4 separate regions of the Homo sapiens genome follow, and all the other regions are linked to region 3. Evidence: chromatin contacts called from ENCODE Hi-C or POLR2A ChIA-PET data. All regions are on one chromosome and are shown on one strand. Each heading gives the region's core, a stretch centred on a gene start or an enhancer-like site at or near the end of the contact. The rest is flanking DNA. Distances are from core to core; before and after follow the strand shown. Region 1 overlaps CCDC141 (coiled-coil domain containing 141). Region 2 overlaps SESTD1 (SEC14 and spectrin domain containing 1). Region 3 overlaps CCDC141 (coiled-coil domain containing 141). Region 4 overlaps TTN (titin).

Region 1 (2,936 bases), core at 135-2,634, 160 kb before region 3:
GCAAGAAAAAATATGAATTATATTCAACATTCAAGCATACAAATGTATCTTTGTGTGAAATGGGTAGGAAAAAGCACAAAGTCTGGCAGTCTGAAGATTATTTTTCTAGTAGGTAGACATGAAGAAAATAAGGTTCTACAATTTCCTATGTCTTCATATGAAATTGGAAAAAAATGGTTTTTTCTCAAAGATAAAGCACAAACTATCATTCGTTGTCTCTAAGGCACATCACATTACATTTTTAAAAATTACATTTAGAACACTTTATTTTGCCTTGAGGTATTGAGTTCTTTTCTAAGGGCTTTCAGTGAAGTTAAGACCATGTAAGTTAGCTACAGCACAGTCAAGAAAGAAATTTTTTTGAAATAACCAAATGAACTGTACTATTATATCAGATCATACAAACATCTTAGATATACCAGAAAATAGGGATAGAAGAGGAAAGCATAAAAAAAAGAAGATATTTAACATCAGACCATGCAGTGGTTGAATGGCACTGAAATATTATGTAAATGGTGAATTCTGAGTTTAACAAATCATAAGCATGTTGGTGCCCAACAAATGAGTCTGTGGCCTGAAGTTGATCCCCTGGAACACCCTGAGCTGAAACTCTGTTGTCCTGTAGCATATTCATAACATGAAAGTCATATGCTCCTCAGTTTTCCCATCTGAAAAATGAACATACTGAACTGGACATTCTCAAAAATCCATTGCAAGTCAGAGTCTGTGAACTTTCTAACAGTACTTTAAGCACATTGAAAGTGAAACTGTGTTTAAAAATCAACTTTAAACATAAATGCTATACTTGGTTTAGTCCTCTGGCATGTTATCTAATTTTAATTGTTTATGCAGAAAAAAATCAGTATAACGTATCATATTTAATTTTACGTAAGTTTTAAGCAGCTATACCCAAAGACTAATAATGATAACAACGATAATAATGTCTAGATAGCAAATATTATTACCACTGTGGAAACTGCCATCTGTTTGGGCTCTGCTGTTCACAATATAAACTGGAACACACATATTTTTATTTTCCTAAGGGACACGGAAAATATTCCTTCTGATTATTTTCCCTTAGGCCTGTGGTGGGAAAGTCCAGGGTGTGCACACGCACTACATGTCCACAAAAAAGGAGAAGTGACAAAGACTCAAAGTTCTCAGAGGTCATTTAAATGTGAAATTGTAAGTTACATGAAAGATTAACTGGATCAGTAGTGGAAGCAAATGGGAAGAATATCTCTCTTAAAATGTAAGAGCATGCTAAAGTGATACCTGATTCCTAAATCAAACCCGCATGTATCTGGCTGCTCATTCCTGACACGGTACAGACAATCCTGGGGCGTACCTACTATTGACAGGAAGGGAAATTTGTCATCCCGGCCGGCTGGCTCCAAACACAGTCTCATCATGAGGCAGTCCCTATAAATAGAATTCCTGCTGGAAGGGCCTGAACAGGGAGACCCAGCTTCATAAATGTCACAGCTCTACAGGGAGCTAGAAACGGAGCCAGAGGGGGCTGGGAAAACCCCTCAGCCTGCTCCACTTGCGCTTTAGCAAATGTAGAGCCCAACCATCACTGCAAAGAGGGAGGATTTTGGCAAGACAAAGGTTTACAAATAGAAGTAGAGGAGGAGGAAGAGAAGGAGGGAAAACGGGAAGAAAGGGGGAGGGGAGGAAAGAAGAGAGAAAGAGGAATAAAGAAGATCACTTTAAGGAAAGACTGTAAAGGAATAGCTTCCATAACCATGAATCCACATTTTGTAGCCTTGGGGAGACCAACGTGCTCTGACGGTTTTCCTTAACAAGATGTGATTGACGTGTAAGCAGCAGCATAGGAACCGGAAGTGGCCATTCTATCAAGTAGAGGGCAAATTACACTACCGGTTCAACCCCGAAGAGTCGACGCCTCTCTAGCCAAAAGTAACTCCCTGGAACACAAATTATGAGCTGAAACTCTACAGTCCTGTAGCACACCGCTGAAATGAACATCATTATCAGATGTCAGTTCCTGCTTCCCTCCTGTTTAACAGAATCCAAGTAGCCACTCTTGCTCTCTTCCCCTCTGGTTTTCCTTCCAGCCATGGTCCATCCTGCACCTGCCTGTGGTCTGTAAATGTGTGGCCTACAGGAACGGCCACTTCAGAGCCAGGCCACCATTAAAGTTGAGTTATTTATACTTATTTCTGTGCTTTAATGTTGTTGGATAATATTTGATACTTGCTGGGTCTAGTTGATGTAAACTGGGCATAAACAGAAAGTGAAGAAAGTTTACTGCCTCCTTTTCCACCACCTTCTTTCCCAATGGACTTATGGCTTAATGGGCTCAGAAACATTTTGCTCTAAATGGAGATAAATCTAGAATTATGTGTACCCTTGTGTTCTGCTATCACTTCCCAGTCAAGAATGAGAACCATTGCTATCCCAATCTGTGAGTTGTTTTCTCCCAGAACAAGTAAGCCTTTCAATGGAAAGCTTAGCTAGGAGCAGGTGGTGGTTGTGATTTAGTGAATATCTAGGTGTTGTGGATTTGTTACAGTTGAGGGGGAGGAGATAGAATTAAGCATGTGGAGGTGCATGGATGTAGAAGATCACTTTGATCTGTTATTTCTTTTTTCTTGAAGAGTTGTTTTGCCAGAAAAGCCAGTCAGTTTGAATAAATATGAAACCAGCCACTTGACCTCAGTGCTAATACTTCGTAGCCTCCAAAGCAAAGTGTCTGCTCCCTGGCCCCTGGCACCATTGATTCACCATGAGTCAATGACCCTTAAATAGAATTTCAGCAGGCTGGAGTTGGCTGCAACGAACTGGTCAATGTCACCCCTTCCTCTGGGTCCTGAAAAAGCTGTATCCACTGAAGCAAATGACTGCTATACAGGTTTGAGGGAGAAGGGGGAAGCAAAAAACAAATAAACAAAAGCAACCAAAAAAACTGT
Region 2 (2,777 bases), core at 205-2,704, 150 kb after region 3:
ATACTTATTCTGGGAATCACCAAGATAGAACACATAGTGTGTCACAAACCAAACCTTAAACTTAAAATGACTGAAGTCAGCCGGGCACGGTGCCTCATGCCTGTAATCCCAGCACTTTGGGAGGCCGAGGTGGGCAGATCACCTGAGGTTTGAGACCAGCATGACTAACGTAGAGAAACCCCGTCTCTACTAAAAATGCAAAATTAGCTGGGTGTGGTGGTGCATGCCTGTAATCTCAGCTACGTGGGAGGCTCAGGCAGGAGAATCTCTTGAACCTGGGAGGCGGAGGTTGCAGTGAGCCGAGGTTGCACCACTGCACTCCAGCCTGGGTAACAAAAGCGAAACTCCATCTCAAAAAAAAAAAAAAAAACCTGAAGTCATAAAATACATATTCTTGACCATAGCTCACAAACATTAACTCAAAATAGATCACAGATCTAAATTTAATGACTAAAACTATACAACTTTTAGAAGAAAATATCAAGGACAATCTTTGTGACCTTGAGTAAGGCAAAGATTTCTCAGATTATGACAACAAAAGTCTGATTAATAAAAGAAAACTGTTTCTCCACCTGTGAAATCAGAAAGCAAAAAAAAAAAAAACTGAAAAAGAGGACTTCATCATAGTTAAAAAAATTTCTTGAAAACTGTTAAGAGAATGACAAGGCAAACAATAGACTAGGAGGTAATATTTGTAAATTATGTGTCTCATAAATGACTTCTATACAAAATACATAAAAAACTCTCAAAATCCAGTAACAAAAAAGACCTTATTTTTTTTAAAAAATAGGTAAGAGATTTAAACTGATACCATCTGTGATACTGTGATATAAGAAATATGCATTTGCTCTTTGTCCCCGGTTCCTGGCACAGAACTCCTGAAACCCTTGTAATTCCTAGGTGACAGGAGCATCCTTTATTACAGTATTTGGTCTCAGTCCCCAGTTATCGACACAAGAGTTACAAGATCCTTGGCATTTCTGGAGTGATAAGTGTTTTTTTGGATGTTAGTAAGATGAGTGGTGGCTGTGGGCCTCTAAACAGATTCAAGATGAAGGCTTGTCACCAAAAAGACCAAGGCATAATTAGAGAGTTGAAACTTTCATGGCCACTCCTCTCCCTCCAGGGAAGGGAGAGAGGCTGGAGACTGAGTTAGTTAATCACTAATGGCCAATGATTTGGAGAGTTTCTGGGTTGATAAACATGTACACAGGCCATGAGGGTGGTGCACCCCAACTCCCTAGGGTTCGAAGCTCCTGCGCTCTGGATCATTCTAGACCTTGCACTTTGTGTATCACTTCATCTGGGTTGTTCATCTATATTCTTTATATAAAGCCAGTAAATGTTAGTAAAGTGATTCCCTGAATTCTATGAATCAATATACCAAATTACTAAACCTGAGAAGGGGCTTGTGAGTACAGAAACAGTTTTCCTACCACCAGTCAGGGGCTAGAAATGGAGAAGTTAACTATAGGAGCATATAGGGGAATTCTGGGGGTGAGGAGACACTTCCTGATTTCTTGATTGTGGTTTTATATGTTTTGTCAGAACTCTCAGAACTACACACTAAAATGAATTAATTTCACTGCACGTAAATTATAGCTTAATTTTTTTAAGTAAAGAATAAAACCATGTATTTTTAAGAAATTTCAAGCCATCTCCTTTAAGAATAAACTAAGTTTTCTCAAATCTTTCTATCCAATATACATTAACAACCTTTTCTCCATACCAAAAATACACTGATATTGACCTCGGTAAAAATAAAAATGAGTGTATAGCATGGCAAGTTCCAAAATGAATCTTTATTATCTGACTGTAAGCATTCCAAGGGCCTATATTATACCAGGTTGGAGTTAGTCTTTGTATTCTTCAAAGTTCCCACACTTTATTTAGACAATGTAAAGTCTGTTATTTATCAACTCTCCTACTGGGAAGTTGAGAATTAACAGGTGTGGAAGAAAGAATATGACAAACTGCTTAGATTTACATTCCATCATAGTGCTTTTTTCTAACCTACAGTAAGATGCACTATCACACAAGGAAAGTAAAAGAGAGAAATAAAAAGTCAGTAGGAAAGAATGGATAACTGTGTTCATGTATTAAAACTGGCCAGATACTAAAAAATAATTATGACATGTCACAAAAAATAGACTATAATTTCAACTCCAAAATGTCCAGGATTTCCTAGTATTTGTTAAATTTCCTCTCCATAATGCAATAAAAAAATTTAAATACAAAGGTTCTACTTATTCAAAGAAGTTAACAAAGAATGATACAATTGAAAATGGAAAACAAGAAAGCTTTCATGATCTTTAACAAAATATCATACTTCATTCAGCAAGTATCCAAATGCTGACCATATACTAATTATTACTTAGGCACTAATTAAGCATTCCTTAAGCACTGCTTAGTAACCAATGCTGAACGGTCAAAAATAATTTCAGTAAAATACTATTTTTAAAGATATAATGGACTTTAAAAAAAGAGATTACATTTACCTCAAAGCCAAGTCTATCCTTCTCCTTCCAAAAACAAAAATGCGTTACTTTCTTATCCCAGAATTCATCTGGCTTTACCACACAAACAAGGGACACCTCAGCTGGAACAACATTCTATAAAATACAGAAAAATAATTACAAATTACACATGTAAAATGAATAATTTACTAAATTTATAAATTACCAGACAGTCAAGATTATGCTACATAAGAGATTTTTGGAGAAGAATTAAAATAATAAAGAAGAAATTCTCTAGACTTCAAAACATACATGGCAATA
Region 3 (2,739 bases), core at 49-2,548:
AGTGCTAGGATTACAGGCATGGACCACTATGCCCAGCTGGAAAGATCATTTGATAGATAAGATAAGAGAAAATAGTTTCATATTTATTAGCAATAAAGACTGTTATAACCGTCATGTAGAATCCAAAAAGTTCCATAGAACGGGCATGTGTATTTCAAATACAGGTGTGTGGTTTTTTTTCTCTCACTCAACAATGTAAGGAGCTTTAGGGTTAAAATCCAAAAGCATAATTTTACCTAAATATTTTCCTACTCTTTGTCAGTTATGTAGTCCCCACACTCCTATCCAGTGTGCCAGAGTGCTACTCTGGGCTGATCAACACTGCCCCACGCAGGGGAACTAAGGATCTGCATGTCAGAATCCTCCAAGCTGGAACTGGGCCAGTCTTAGGCTTACCTAGAAATATACACCTGATCCCATGAGACCACGTTGGCTGTGATATGATAGCACTTCTCATGGGATCAGGTGTATATTTCTAGATAGCAGCAGGCTTCCATGCTCAGCTTGTGCCAGGAAGCCACAGGATCCAACATCATGGAAAGATCATGAAAATGAGATTTTAATCAGAGTGTGAGTCCCAGCTCAGCCAGTTAATAAACCTGAGCAAGTCCCTTAATCTCCCTGAGACTCAGCTCCCTTACCTGTGAAAATGAGTCCATACCACACTGGCCCTTATTATATATACTAAAATGAGACAATGATATGAAAGCAGTCTCTAAAGTAAGTATGCATGCATTTATGTAATGTTAATTATTCTAATCTAGTTTTATGTGGATTCTATGAAGATATTTTAGTGGTTACAGCTCAGTTACATGCAATGCTTATATTTCTACAGGCTTCAACATTTCCTGATGGCAGTTAGGGTTAGCCATAAATGTTGATGGAATAAATAAGCAAATACGTGGTATGATTTCAGGGATGTAAGGAAAACCTTGATGTTGATAACAAATCCTTTCTCACATGCGGGCTGATTAGCATGTGATTGTTAGCACATCACCTGGCTACTGTTCAGTCTTCCATAAAAGTTAGTAACTTAGCATAATCACCATCATTAATAGTAACCAAAATGTAAGATAATTATAAGATAATAAATACTTTGGAAATTACATACTTCCTTTTATAGGCATTTTATGCCTTTATTTCACTAAGAAGTAGGTTGTACCTTCCGTTGTAAACCATGCTGAATTTGATTTTGAGTTTACACATACTGCTGACAGGCATAATGAATTTCTGGCTTCAACTATTTTTTCTGGTGAAAGAGAAATGAACATACCACCACTTAATTTTAGCTATGCAAACCTAATTGCCCATGCCTATCTGAAGGGGGTGTTACCCTGTCCTATTTGTATAGGCTGCCCCTAATCCAAACTGGCACACAAATAACAGAACTAGTATTCTGATTGGCTTCAGTTTGAAATAGAAGCTGCAGCTAATGAGCTGCTGAAAACCTGAGGGTCACAGCTGTCCCGAGTGGAAATCACCTCTAACTGAAAGCTAGACCACAGCCCTCAGTGAATTGAGAATTCTTGTGTCAACTCTTTAATTTTCAGGGGCTCCTGTGCTAAAACCAAATGAGTAAAAGATGAAATGGTTCTGCCGTCAGTAGGAAATGTCAGTGACATACACAGTAACAGAAAGAGACAAAATTATGAAAAGCAACTTGGAAAATTCTGACATTGTATTGAATCAGTCCATTTGGATTTAAAAAATAAGGATTTGTGTTTTCTTGGTCACTCTTCAAACTAGAACCATTTATTAAAGGACCATAAAATCTGTTTATAATGGAAATGCCAGCTACAACTTAGTCCCTTTATAATTATGAGACTAAGTATAATGTAAATGGAACCAGATCAGATATTTTCTTCTCAGTTTACTGCAAAATAATTGTTCCAAAAATATTTCTTTTGCATAGGCCTAATAAAAGATAGTATTTTAAAACATTTCAATGCATCTAAAAGGCTCTACAACATTAATTCTTATAAATGCGTCTCCTTAATTTTTTCTTTTTGGATATTTGCGTACAAATGACTCTTCCATATCTGTTCTGTTAAATGAAGTAAATAATGTAATTAGAAATAATCTACAGGTGTATGGACCAAATAATTAATAGTAGTTTCTGCTGTTTGAGGGAGTGGTCTGTACGCTTGGATTTGTTTGGATTTCACTACCTTTTTTGCAGAGTTCTGTGGCCTTTCAAGTGACCGAAAAAACAGTCCTGGAAGCTTATCAAGAATACCATTGTGTGTTTTACTGGGGAATCTGAACTCTACCATGCTTGAATAAAATACAAAAATAGCAACAAAGAGAATAACACATTCCCTAAGACTTGATGAAAGCTAGAACAATAGGAAGTTTTTGTACCAAACAGAAAGATAAATAAATACGAGCACTAAGCTAACGTCTGTTCACAGGATGAAGCCAAAGCCGAGGAAAGAGGCAGCTTTTCTACCTTGAAGACCTAGCTCTCTTCCCTGCCCCAAACACTGTTCCGTCTCACGCCACTTATTCCCACAACCTTGTATTAAATTCTACCTTCCCCATGAAACCACTCCAGCTAAATTAATTTCTCTTTCTCCATGAATATGTCTATGGTACTTTCACGATCAGTGTCTTTCATCTGGGGACTTAATTACTCAGATAGTGCCTTGATGTTGTGACTTCACTGTTATTTAACTGCTTTGTGAGTCTACCAGGGTCATTTTGTTCTCTATATATTGTACATCATATATTTCTGGAGGC
Region 4 (2,913 bases), core at 238-2,737, 250 kb before region 3:
TTCCCTGGGGACTGCTCAGAGGCTCCTCAGGAGTGCTTGGTAGCATGTGGAATTCCCTGTCCAAAGTAAGAGCCCCTGTTCTTAGAGCTTGGGGTAGAGAGGATCGAGTTCCACATTGCCTGAGGCTCTCTAGGCCTTCCAGGGTCTCAAAGAGGACTTTTGAGTTCTCCCAGGCACTCCATATCAGAGGCTGGAAACACCCCTTTCACTTGGTAGTGCTGCTAGGACTTGAGCAGTTCAGGCAGAGGGCAGAGAACTAAAATAGTTTAACAGCGAATCTAGAAGCTCATCTGGGGTATATGAAAATGGACACCCAATGGGTGTTCAATAGTTTTGAGCAACCAGATGAGGATCTGGCCATCAGGTGCTTTCTGAAAATAACTTCTCAATAGGTCTTTTAACAGCTGCCCTCCCTTTTCCATAGATATAATGTGAAAAAAAATGTAGCTGGAACCACATGAATACCATAGGTTCTTTAGAAATTTCCTTCAAGTTACAAGAATTTAGTGACTTAAACAGGAGGATTATTTCTGATGGATCCACAAAATATGCTGAAATCTGTCCCTACATACCATTGACATAGAGAGTGACAGAACTCCTGTTCCTTCCTGCCACAAAGGTGTATTCTCCTGCATCGCTCTGTCTGGTCTCAGAGATAAACATTCGGTGGATTCTTCTTTCCACTACATATTTGTGTCGTTCTTGAACTTGGAAATTGATTTCAATGCCATCTTTATACCAGTGGGCATCAACATCGTCTTCATTGACCTCAAATTCAACAACAGCACGCTGTTTCTCAATGACCTGTTGATGGAACAACATAAAAAAACAACAACAACAACAAAAACTTGAAGCTCTGGTTTCCTCCCAGTTAATCAATTTCTAAAACTGGTCAATGAATGGCATGTGAAACCAATATATTATAATGTAATAAGTTGGCTGATTATAGCACTCTCTAATTTTTCCTGCCTAGTATTGGACAAATGGTACATAAACTTCTCTTGTAGAGAATTGTGTTTACAGCTGCATGGAGGAAAGGAGCTGCCCCAAAGAGACAATTATTTCATCCTTAAATGTTTGCTTCTTATTTACTAATAAGGGATATAATGATGCTTTACCTTTGGGGGCTTTTTATTGTCTAAAAAGTTATTACTTAATTTGATTTCATTTTATATGAATAATAACTTTGTGGGCTAGGTAGGAATTATTATCCTCATTTTAAGAGTGAGAACACTGAGGTTCAGAATTGGCAAATAAATGATGGAAGACATCTCCAGGTTATCTGAGTCCTCATTGAAGCCTTTTTCATTATAGTCCACAGTCTGTAAAGCCTGGTTTTCTTTGGATGAGCAATATGATAAAGCTGAACTCAACTGGTATTTCTCTAGACATGTTTCCTCCATTATATCATTTGGGATGGTGGACACTTATGAGGACAAGCTCTGTAAATGCAGCCGACAGCAAGAGTGCCCAGCATCCTTGCCAGGAACCCAGCACGGCTTGGACAGGGCTTTCTCTTAGACTTCACAGAAAGTATTTCTAGCCACTAAGTTCCTTGACACTTGCCTCTCCACAGATAGAAACCTTCTGAGAAAATATCACCTTGTTCTAAATTTCCTTAATTCTAATTGATGTGTGAACCTCACGATTTACATTTTAATTCTTTTCTGGTTGGTGCTGCTTGGCAAGCAGCCATTTATTAGACAGTGAAATTTCTACAGCTGCTTTAATTAACGTATTTAGACAGCTGCTAGGGACACCCTTATTCCCTGAGTGGAAACTGTGACTAAATTGAGGTCAGCATAAGAGAGTCTAAGCCAAGTAAGAATGAGCTGATTTAATTCTTTAAAGGATGGTGGTTAGAAAATGTAAAAGGGAAACATTAAAATATAAAATGATAGATTATGGACTACTGATGATTTTTCAAAACATTTAGTATGTAGACAATACCTGAACCTCCTTTTTAATACTTCGGATGCGAACATCTCTGCCTTCTACAAAGAGTTTTGCAGTTGACACGTTGCCTCCTGCCACCACTGTGTACTTCCCAGCATCAGACATCCGGGTGGATGGGATCAGAAGGCGGTGGACATATTTCTCCTTCTGAATCTTTATTCTATGGATGAAATGGAAATTCGAGTTTACCGTATGGTGATTCAGAGGAAACTGGGAATTACTGGAATGTAGCAAGACAAAACAACTGACCTGTCTGTGATCTGCAGTTCCTGGTCATCTTTCATCCACTGTACAGTGATGTCAGGTTCAGAAACTTCACATTCAAACATGGCTCGCTTCTTCTCCAGTACCTTAATGTCCTTAATGTGTTTCCTAAATTCTATATGACGAGCTGGAAAATAGCATGTAGAAAAATTAACATTTTTAACAGCTTTATTGAGATATAATTCACATACTGTACAATCCACCAATTTAAAGTATACAATTCAATGAATTTCCATGTATTCATCATTGTGTAGCCATCACCATAATTTTAGAACATTCTCATTCCCCAAGAAGAAATCATGTAACCCTTAGCCATCACCCCAAGGACTTTTCTATTGTCTCCCCTGTAGACCTAAGCAACCACCAATCTACATCTCTATAGATTTGTGTATCTTGGACATTTCATATAAATGGAATCATACAATATGTGGTCTTTGTATGGTCTCTGGCTTCTTTCACTTAGCATAAAGTTTTAAAGGTTCATCCATGTTGTAGCATATCGTAGTGCTTCCTTTTTATTGCTGAATGATATCCCATCGTATGGCTATCCCACATTTTATTTATCCATTCATTAATTGATACACTAAATTTTATAAAGCATGTATGACATTTTTTCTATGGATCTAATATGTATGAAACCATACCTTCCACATAAAGTGTGGCTGTTGATGTTGCTTTTCCAGCCACAAAGGT

The links. Hi-C counts contacts between places; a loop is a spot of excess contacts on that map. ChIA-PET counts read pairs that join two places held with the same protein, here RNA polymerase II (POLR2A). Pooled maps may share reads with other maps.
Region 1: a pooled map shows a loop between it and region 3 (2.1-fold over the local background). The contact joins two enhancer-like sites. A Hi-C loop is called at or near these places in 2 of 168 maps with a recorded cell type or tissue (CD8-positive, alpha-beta T cell and naive thymus-derived CD4-positive, alpha-beta T cell) and 7 of 50 pooled maps.
Region 2: a loop to region 3 is called in a map with no recorded cell type, with 2.4 times the contacts of the local background. The contact joins two enhancer-like sites. A Hi-C loop is called at or near these places in 1 of 37 single-sample maps with no recorded cell type. POLR2A ChIA-PET finds 5 or more read pairs at or near these places in 2 of 52 experiments (activated CD4-positive, alpha-beta T cell and activated T-cell).
Region 4: a map of endothelial cell of umbilical vein shows a loop between it and region 3 (2.0-fold over the local background). The contact joins two enhancer-like sites. A Hi-C loop is called at or near these places in 4 of 168 maps with a recorded cell type or tissue (A673, HCT116, PC-3 and 1 more), 4 of 37 single-sample maps with no recorded cell type and 8 of 50 pooled maps.

What each region holds. Positions count from the first base shown.
Region 1 is chr2:178,862,572-178,865,507 of GRCh38, forward strand. All of the region lies in intron 17 of CCDC141 (coiled-coil domain containing 141), which reads right to left. Among named protein-coding and RNA genes, the nearest start is that of TTN, 57 kb to the left of the region's middle. Within about 2 kb of position 1,385, at least 18 of the 41 ENCODE cell types and tissues checked have a DNase peak (open chromatin) inside an H3K27ac peak, as active enhancers do.
Region 2 is chr2:179,169,622-179,172,398 of GRCh38, forward strand. It overlaps SESTD1 (SEC14 and spectrin domain containing 1), which reads right to left. Exons shown (of 18, transcript NM_178123.5): 5 at 2,499-2,612. Among named protein-coding and RNA genes, the nearest start is that of SESTD1, 94 kb to the right of the region's middle. Within about 2 kb of position 1,455, at least 2 of the 41 ENCODE cell types and tissues checked have a DNase peak (open chromatin) inside an H3K27ac peak, as active enhancers do.
Region 3 is chr2:179,020,018-179,022,756 of GRCh38, forward strand. The region is part of intron 2 of CCDC141 (coiled-coil domain containing 141); the gene reads right to left. Among named protein-coding and RNA genes, the nearest start is that of CCDC141, 29 kb to the right of the region's middle. Within about 2 kb of position 1,299, at least 5 of the 41 ENCODE cell types and tissues checked have a DNase peak (open chromatin) inside an H3K27ac peak, as active enhancers do.
Region 4 is chr2:178,765,809-178,768,721 of GRCh38, forward strand. TTN (titin) reads right to left here. Exons shown (of 363, transcript NM_001267550.2): 38 at 2,865-2,913; 39 at 2,206-2,347; 40 at 1,951-2,116; 41 at 573-804. Among named protein-coding and RNA genes, the nearest start is that of TTN, 40 kb to the right of the region's middle. Within about 2 kb of position 1,488, at least 2 of the 41 ENCODE cell types and tissues checked have a DNase peak (open chromatin) inside an H3K27ac peak, as active enhancers do.